Regions from separate parts of the Homo sapiens genome. Here all the other regions are linked to region 3. Evidence: chromatin contacts called from ENCODE Hi-C or POLR2A ChIA-PET data. All regions are on one chromosome and are shown on one strand. Each heading gives the region's core, a stretch centred on a gene start or an enhancer-like site at or near the end of the contact. The rest is flanking DNA. Distances are from core to core; before and after follow the strand shown. Region 1 holds the start of MTRF1 (mitochondrial translation release factor 1). Region 2 holds the start of RCBTB2 (RCC1 and BTB domain containing protein 2). Region 3 holds the start of COG3 (component of oligomeric golgi complex 3).

Region 1 (2,815 bases), core at 158-2,657, 4.2 Mb after region 3:
CTCCATGTGGGCAAAGGTTTTTGTCTTTTCTGTTCATTGCTAAATCCTCATGACTAGAATAGTGAATAGCACATAACTGGTGTTCACTATTTATTGAATACATGATTGAAGGTTTTTTCTTTTTTGGAGCAGGGTGGCCCTATATCAGAGCTTAGGAGCCACAGATCATTAAAGCCATTGCCTTAATTGAGTCTTGGCTCTATCACTTACTGTTTTTTACCTTGGAGTAGTTACTTTAGCTCTGTGTGCCTTAATTTTCTCCTCTGCAAAATAAGTATTTTAAGGTTGTAAAAATTAAATGAATTAATAGGGTAAAACCATTTAGAACAGTATTTAGTACATAGTACATAGAAGTAGGTACCTTGAAGTTGGCTATAAACGTTAGATATTATTTTGCATATATAGCTAATTCTCCTATCTATGTATGTGATTATAATCTAAGAAAATACTCTGTAAAGTCAGTAATATGGTACATTTTTTGCCTTTTCTTTCAGGAAGAAAAATTGAGGCATGGAGATAGAAAGACTGTAAATTGCGATAGCCAAGGGCTGGATCCCACTGGATTAGTCAAAGTAGGACAATATGCTTGCATTTTCCTGCAATTGTTTATTAACTGGAGTTTTCATTCTTCACTTAATCAGTGGTTCATAAGCTATGAATCTAGGTTGAGCCCCTACATTCCCATGTGCAAAGAACATTATAAAATCACTAACATGTGGAAATACACGGTCTCCTAACTTTTGGGGCTGTTACTACTTTTAAAATATAAATTTATTTGTATTATCCTTTAGTCATTAGGTATTTTCTGAAGCAATGGAAGCTGAAAGTATAGAAATTACACGCAGAATCTTCTACATTTGTGGATGATGTAAAAGGAGTCTTTATTTTTTTTAAATATTGGAAAACAGTGCTTTACGGGCTTCTAATACATAAGGAAATTATTGTAATTTCACATGCAATGTGTTCTAAATCTTGATCTCTTAATCAGAATCGTAAAGAATCTCTCTTCTAGGTTTGCAGTTAACGGTGAAAACCAAAAACTCCACATTTGGCTGGATAGTGAGTGGAGGGGGTTGGAGGCTGCCGCAAGGTAAACTACAACTCCCAGGATTCTTTGGTGGGCGCTCTGGGAGTTGTAGTTTAGTCCCACCTTGGCCCCTCCCTCCCTCCCTCCCTCCCACCATCTCCATCCCCGCTCTGGGCTCACGCTCTGGATAAGGACGGCGCGGGGGCGGTTGTCTGATGACAATTTCATTCTCGTTTTGTCATTTTTCTCATTTAGCTCATTTTTGTCATTTTAGTCCATTGTTAGGCATGCTCGAGGACAACTCCTCCGGAGAGCGGTAGTGGCGGAGGAGGGGCCGGGAGCGTGCGTTAACCCGGAAGAAGTGAACCAGGAAGTGAACGTGATCTCGGGTTTGTCGGGCTGAAATGTGGCGGGTCTCGGAAGGTTCCGACCTCAGTAAAGAGAGCTAACGTGTATTCTTCTTTTTCTTAGGTACTCACAGTTCTTTCCTGATCTTCCCCGCCGCCTCCTGTATTGCCTCTTTATGGAATCACTCCATATACTGAGTTACACAGCATGGTTTGCCCGTGCTGCTGCCCCGCGGGCTGTCGCTTCTGACCTGCCTACACTCAGAACTTTCCCCAAAGCATCAGAGTAATACTGTTACTGTGATGGGTAATGGAGAAGTCGTGCTGTTCTCAGGTGTAGTTAACCTTGGAGAGTAAACATCTTGTTTTGTTTTGTTTTCCTTAATGTTGAGATTCATGACCTTGAAAATTATGCATTCTACTACTGTTCCTAAAATGGAAATTTTAGCAATAAGTATTCGTACAAACATATATTTGTCATCCTTTTATTCTGTCTGTTAGCAAATGGATACACTTTCTCTAACGTGCTTGAAATACGGGGGTGGTGGAGTGTAACGTTTGTGACAGCTGGCCATTGGTGCTTTCTTCAACAGTTCTTTTAATAATGTGATGCAGTATCCTAAAATCTATCAGTAGAACTCTGGAAACTGAATATTTTAAAGACCATTCTGACTATTTTATTTCCTAGGTGATAATGCTAAGTTAACAGACTTATAGTGAACAAATGAGCTAATATATCAATGCACCTCCTAGCATAGTAGGATCACTGGAGACAGTAAAGTTTGATTTTGATAAATGTTGATCCTTCTTTTTTTGAGTTGAGTCTCACTGTGTTGCCCAGGCTGGCCTTGAACTCCTTGGCTCAAGTGATCCTCCTGCCTCAGTCTCCTGGGTAGCTGGGACAATAGGTGCATGCTACTGTGCGTGGCTTGACCCTTATTTCAACTTTGAACCTTAGAGTTTTCTTAGAACACTTTATATTCTCCCTTTCTTACTCAGTAAGACCATTGTGTACTTTTGTTAGCTCTTGATTATCTCTGTTGGAGGGGAGGAGAACAGAAAATTATTGTACACAGCCAATTTCACCTAACCTGTAATTTTTTAAACTAATCTTTTTTTATGATTAGGAAAGTATTCCATGCTACATGTGCAAGAAACTTGGAAAACACTGAAAAGTAGAAAAAATAGCAAGCAAAAGGTATTCATAATCTCACAACTAGAGATCATTTTATTAACATTTTGGTATGTTTCTTTTTTTTTTTTTTTTTTTGAGACAGCGTGTTGCTTTGTCGCCCACGCTGGTTGCAGTGGTGCGATCTCAGTTCACTGCAACCTTCGCCTCCCAGGTTCAAGCGATTATCCTGCCTCAGCTTCCCGAGCAGCTAGGACTACAGGTGTGTGCCATCACGCTCAGCTAATTTTTTTGGTATTTTTAGTAGAG
Region 2 (3,046 bases), core at 221-2,720, 3.1 Mb before region 3:
GCACACCGTAAGGCCTGCATGAACTTCAGCTGTCCATAATGCGTAAAAGACCAAGTGCGCAAGGCAAACAGATCTTGCCATGGTTGCTGATGAAAGAAACTTAATCTCTTGGGGCCTGAGTTGCCTTATCTGTAAAGTAAGGATAATCCTTGCCTTACAGGATTATTGTGAGCTCCAAATAAGATAAACCTCTTGGCACACAATAGGTGCTTAAAAAAAAAATGCCAGCTATCATCACTGAAGTGAGCTTTTTCTGAGAGCAAACCTGTTTAACTCATAAATTTCTTTCATTGATAAGATGTAACCAGTGGAGAAACTTGGGGCAGGCACACGATGCCTCTCTGCACTATCGCTGCAACTTCCTGTTAATGTATACTTACTTTTTCTTCCATTTAGAGCTCTACAAGAAATACCTGTGTACCATTTTGCGTGCCTCCTTCTGAGGCTCAGTGGGCTATGCTCAGAGAATAGAGATAAATGTCTGCCCTATGTAGCAGAAAGGCAGTTATACATTTTAGAATGATGTTTTTCCGAAGAAATGACAAAAGCCAGACGAAACAGACTGACACGGTCACTGTGGTTTGGAATGTTAGTTTTTCTCTTTGGCTTTACTACTTTTGGCTCTACACTGTAGAGGAACCAGTGTCCTCATGAAACAGCCAGTATAAAAGCAAGTAGCTTACTTCACAGGAATAGCTAATAACATTTAATTGTTGAGCATTTAACCAAAACCCACTCAGGTCAATTTAAGTGTAGTGCAGTGGAAGAAATTATTGCACACTGCAAAGTTGTGGTGCATTTTACTTAAATCTACAAAGGCCAACAGAAGTGCAGTGTAATATAATAAATTACTGCAAAATATAATCATAAGGGGAGAAGGTGGCTGTTTTCGAAGCCCTTGGCCCCAAGGTAACTGAGGTCATCCCCCTGAACCCCCCAGCACACATCCTCATTATTTCAGCATTTGTACTACAGGGGGCTACAAGACTTCCGCCCCACAGCAATGGGGTGAAAACGTGAAGTGATCGGAGCCCCCAGATAGAGGGGCCAGCAATAGAAGAAAAGCTGGGGCAGGCTGGAGGAGAGGGGCTGTGGAAAAGGTTGCTCTCAGCATCATACACGCCTTATCCTTCTAGGTCGGGTATCCACAAATTCCCAAAATTTGCGAGAACATAACCCTGGAGAAGGTGGGGGTGACCCACGGAGGAACTCCCTGGAAAAGCGGAGGCGGCCCCAATGGGAGACTCCCGGGGGTCAACTCCGAGGGGAGGGGGCGTCTGCGAGAAAGGGGAGGGGCGGCGGTGGGCAGCCTAGGGAGGAGAGGAGGGGCGAGACGCCGTCGCCAGCCCCCTCCTCTTGTCTGCGCTCCCTTCGTTTCCGTCTCGGCCGGGCACCCGAGCGCATCCCGCCGAGGCCGGGCCGTTTCAGGGGGAGGCGCCAACTCATCGCGGCGCCGGGCCCCTGACCGTGCAGTAACCGCTACCCAGGAGGCGGAGCGGACAAGGCTCCGGCCTGCGAGGAGGTAAGAGGGTGGAGGAGTGGTGTGGGAGGCCGAGGGGGATCGCGGCCGTGACGTGGGATGCTGTCAGGTACCACTGGGGCAGGCCACCCCTCCCCGCCCCTGCGGCCCGACCTCCCCGCCAGAGACAGCTGAGGGGCCCAGGGGACTAGAGCCGCGACCGTGCCACAGGCCTAGGCGTCGTCGCGCATGCGTAAAACTGCTGGCGGGAGTTAAGAGCTAGGTTCCGGGGCTACACCCAGCCCAGGCCGCAGGCAGAGGCGGCCCTGCGCATGCGCAATTCCGCTGGCGTGGGCCCGGTGCGCTGCTCGCGACTACATCCTGCCCAGGCCGCCGGCCCAGGCTGCGCTGCGCATGCGCGAGTCCTCTGGTAGGGGTCGCGTTTGGCGTCGTTCCAGGGTGATCATCTGCTCGGAGGCCGCTCTCATCCTAAGCTCCCACGTCTGGTGTGGCTGGGGGGGCGTCACAGGTCCCGAGGGAGCGTCCTGCCTGAAGTTTCTCCCTCCTAACCCACTCGCTGCACTGCATATGTTGCCGATGTTTTCATTTCTGTGGCCTCGACCCCTAGGCTCCCGTCCCATAAATCTAGTACCCCAGGTCCCGGGCACCGGCCCGGCTCACTAACTCAGTGGCAGTATATGCTTTCGACATTTGGTCCTGATGTCCAGGAATAGCGCGAAAAGTTTGACTTTGTTAGGCGAAGCCGTTTTGGAACTGCGGAGGGATGGGAAGAAATCGCCGAGCGTCTTAAGCCGCAACATAGTGCTCTGCTCAGCCCTGGAAATAGAGGTTTTCAGACATTGAAAACTTTCCAAGTGCTCCGTCTTGGCGGAGAAAGAACTGAGTTGGAAGGCTAATTTAGAATGAACTTTTTGCTTTTGTTCTTTGCAAAAATTACATAAAATGTTGCAACAGTTCGAGACCAGGACTATAACAAAACGCATTTCATGGAGCTACTTTGTACCGCGCTTGGCGACTTACCTTGTCAGAGCTGAATAAAAGTGGTTGAGTTCACAAACAGTGCTCTGGATCGTTGCTCTTTCCCCCAGACACTGTTTAACGTTTATTGAGCCTCCTGGCTTTGCACCTTCCTAGTATTGCGTTCCTGCTGGGTTTTACACCTTACTAGACAGTGGGTCTTAGTTAAGTCAGTTTCGTGACTCCTGGGGCTACTGTGAAGAGTTTCTAACAATGTCATTACTCTGTGCTTTGTAATCTTATATGATGTGCTGATACAGATATTTGGGGGCTGGAATAGAAGAGCCACTTAGGCTCAGAGAATGAGTATTCTAGGTGAAACGTAATCTCTTTATTTCCTGCTAGACAGTACATGCGTGTTATTAAGCAGCAGGTAAAAGCAACAAGAATGATACGTTCTTGCATACCCCACTTCCACCACTCAGGCCTTATTGCTCTTGCTGGGCTCGCCAAGCGGACCCTCATCCCAGGGCGTCTGCGTTTGGTATTTCCAGTATGCTCAATGCTCACTTTCCCACTCTTCGCAAATCTGCATGGCACAGAACTTTA
Region 3 (2,778 bases), core at 33-2,532:
CTAAAAATACAAAAAATTAGCCGGGTGTAGTGGCAGGCACCTGTGATCCCAGCTACTCGGGAGGCTGAGACAGGAGAATCGCTTGAACCCGGGAGGTGGAGGTTGCAGTGAGCCGAGGTCACGCCACTGCACTCCAGCCTGGGCGACAGAGCGAGAGAAAAGAATGCTTCCAACATCAAAAGTAACCATCACCACTGCTTATATAAAATAATCCTCCTAAACCTGGCCCTCAAAACTGGAAAACGTTTGTCAAACATCTGACAATTCATGTTACTTCCTGCTATTACAACTAATTGAATTGAATCACACAAGAAGCAGTAGTGCATAATATCCTAATGGTAAGTGGATTAAACACATTGACTCTAACACCGAAAACCAGCACTGCTTAATAATGTACTGAGCCAACTTTCAAATAAAATTCATTTTTATTGCTTTGCAATAGGTGAAATAAATCTGATCTCCCATAACTTGCACTTGATTGAGAGCTCATAGTTCAATGTGCGATAAATGAAACTCACTCAGGACCAAGTTTTGGTCTCCCCAAGACCCCCATGGACAAAGCAACCTAGGTGAATCATTAAGGCGGTAAACGAGCACGCGCTGGAGACTGTCCTGCAGCACAGCACCTCGGGTTGACTGCCTCTCCTTCTGGGAGAGAGTGGGCAGCAGGATTACGCCTCGGCTGACAGGACGCCTCGTCTGGGGCAAAACGTTCGGTGCAAGGCTCCGGGCCAACCGTCCCATGCTGCTGGGGGAGGACTGGGTTCCGGCGAGCACCAGCTGCAGGACACCCCCACAGCCGTCCCCAGGCAGAATTAGAGTCGGGGTCGCAGGCAGAGCGAAGCCTGACAGCCTGGGAGATGAGGCCCCTCCCACCGGATCCGCCACCATGGCCAGGGAGGAGTGGAGAGATATCCTGGGCAGAGGCTAGTGAGGCCGGGGTCCTGCCGGGGCGCCCGAGGAGAATCCCAGCCCCATCGCCCCGGCCCGGTTCCTGCCCATCACCTCACCTCAGCTGGCACCGGCAAGTTCTCTGCCGCCGCCTTCAGCTCCAATACCGAGTCCGTCTGCCTGTCGGTCAGCGGCGCCGTCGTGTCCGGTCTCCGATCCCAGAGAGCCAGCTTTTCCCTAGCGTCCCGCTCCGCCGCCGCCTCAGGCAGCAGCAACAGCGCCGCCTCCGCCATCGCCGCCGCCCTCGCGGCCTTCAGCAGCAGCGAGATGGAGGGGACCCCGACAGAGAGACCTGGGCCACTTCCGGGAGAACCGGAGCTTCCAACACTGCACCGGCGGCGGGGCGGGACGGAATGCCCTGACCCCGGAAACGGTTCCGCAGTGTGGGGGGCGGGACCGAGGCCAGTACCGACGTGGCTTTAAATGGGTACGACTATTTCCGGTTGAAACGTAGAAGGTGGAGAAGACAGGACCCAATGGAAATAGAAATGCCCCTACCGGAAGTCTTTTCCTCAACATCAATAACTTTATTGTTACGTGTTGTACAGATTATTGACAACTGCGCTAAATCACCCTGCCGGCAGGAGACTTGGATCTACACCTCTCTGCTTACAGCTGGGTAGTCTGGGTAGAATGTGTGGAGTGTATGATTTCCATGTTGGCATGTTGACAATTTATGCCTCTTGGATCAAAACCAAAAGCATAAACTTTTCCAACATCCAGTAATTCCCCTACTAGAAAACTAATTTACGGAAACACATAAAAAATTCAAAGATGTGTGTATCTCAGACATCATTAATGGTATCAAATAACTGGAGACAACCTAAATGTCCAACATTGAAGAACTGGATCAAGAATTTGTGGCACAGACCAGGCGCGGGGGCTCAGGCCTGTAATCTCAGCACTTTGGGAGACCGAGGTGGGCGTATCACCTGAGGTCAGGAGTTTGAGACCAGACTGGCCAACATGGTTGAACCCCGTCTCTACTAAAAGCACAAAAATTAGCCAGGCGTGGTGGCACATGCCAGTAATCAGCCTGAGAGGCTGAGGCAGGAGAATCTCCTGAACCTGGAAGGTGGACGTTGCAGTGAGCAGAGATCTTGCCACTGCATTCCGGCCTGGGCATCAAGTGAGACTGTCTCAAAATGTATAATAATAATAATTTGTGGTACAGACATGTAATTCTACTCTACCATTTAAATCATATTGTAGATTTGAGCAACAAAATAAATAATGATAGTATTGGATCATAATTTACAGAATAAAATAAATACCCATGAGTCCATACTGCTATAAATAAACGATTGAATAAATAAATGGTGGAGAACAGACAATCTTCTACAAGTTATGGAGGCCTCTTCCTGCTCCTCCCTGGAGTCAAGGCAGGTGGAAACAGCTTCGTAGCAATTTTGACCATTGTCTGGGTAAAGTCTGAAGGCTTTATTCAGGCTTTATAGCACAAATCAGTGCCTGGCTATGTTCCCAAATGAAGGCTCTGATCTTTTAAGAGCAGAATTTGAGACCGGGCGCAGTGGCTCACACCTGTAATCCCAGCACTCTGGGAAGCCGAGGTGGGCGGATTACCTGAGGTCGGGAGTTCGAGACCAGCCTGATCAACATGGAGAAATCCCGTCTCTACTAAAAATACAAAAAAACTTAGCTGCGCGTGGAGGTGCATGCCTGTAATCCCAGCTACTCGGGAGGCTGAGGCAGGAGAATCGCTTGAACCCAGGAGGCGGAGGTTGCTGTGAGCCAACGTTGCACCATTGCACTCCAGCCTGGGCAACAAGAGCTAAACTCTGTCTCAAAAAAAAAAAGAATAGAATT

What was found. A loop is a pair of places that touch in the nucleus more often than their neighbours do. ChIA-PET counts read pairs that join two places held with the same protein, here RNA polymerase II (POLR2A). Pooled maps may share reads with other maps.
Region 1: a map of B cell shows a loop between it and region 3 (10-fold over the local background). The contact joins the promoter of MTRF1 here to the promoter of COG3 in region 3. A Hi-C loop is called at or near these places in 2 of 168 maps with a recorded cell type or tissue (B cell and CD8-positive, alpha-beta T cell) and 7 of 50 pooled maps.
Region 2: a loop to region 3 is called in a map of B cell, with 10 times the contacts of the local background. The contact joins the promoter of RCBTB2 here to the promoter of COG3 in region 3. A Hi-C loop is called at or near these places in 2 of 168 maps with a recorded cell type or tissue (B cell and posterior vena cava) and 6 of 50 pooled maps. POLR2A ChIA-PET finds 5 or more read pairs at or near these places in 1 of 52 experiments (activated T-cell).

The regions. Positions count from the first base shown.
Region 1 is chr13:41,262,168-41,264,982 of GRCh38, reverse strand. It overlaps MTRF1 (mitochondrial translation release factor 1), which reads left to right and starts at 1,407. Exons shown (of 10, transcript NM_004294.4): 1 at 1,407-1,498. RefSeq lists a silencer at 1,112-1,201 and an enhancer at 1,489-1,989.
Region 2 is chr13:48,531,504-48,534,549 of GRCh38, reverse strand. RCBTB2 (RCC1 and BTB domain containing protein 2) reads left to right here and starts at 1,470. Exons shown (of 15, transcript NM_001268.4): 1 at 1,470-1,522. It overlaps LOC124903174 (a long non-coding RNA gene), which reads right to left. Exons shown (of 2, transcript XR_007063795.1): 1 at 2,501-3,046. RefSeq lists silencers at 1,255-1,304, 1,415-1,814 and enhancers at 1,855-2,094, 2,985-3,046.
Region 3 is chr13:45,463,443-45,466,220 of GRCh38, reverse strand. COG3 (component of oligomeric golgi complex 3) reads right to left here and starts at 1,282. Exons shown (of 23, transcript NM_031431.4): 1 at 1,011-1,282. The coding sequence starts at 1,184.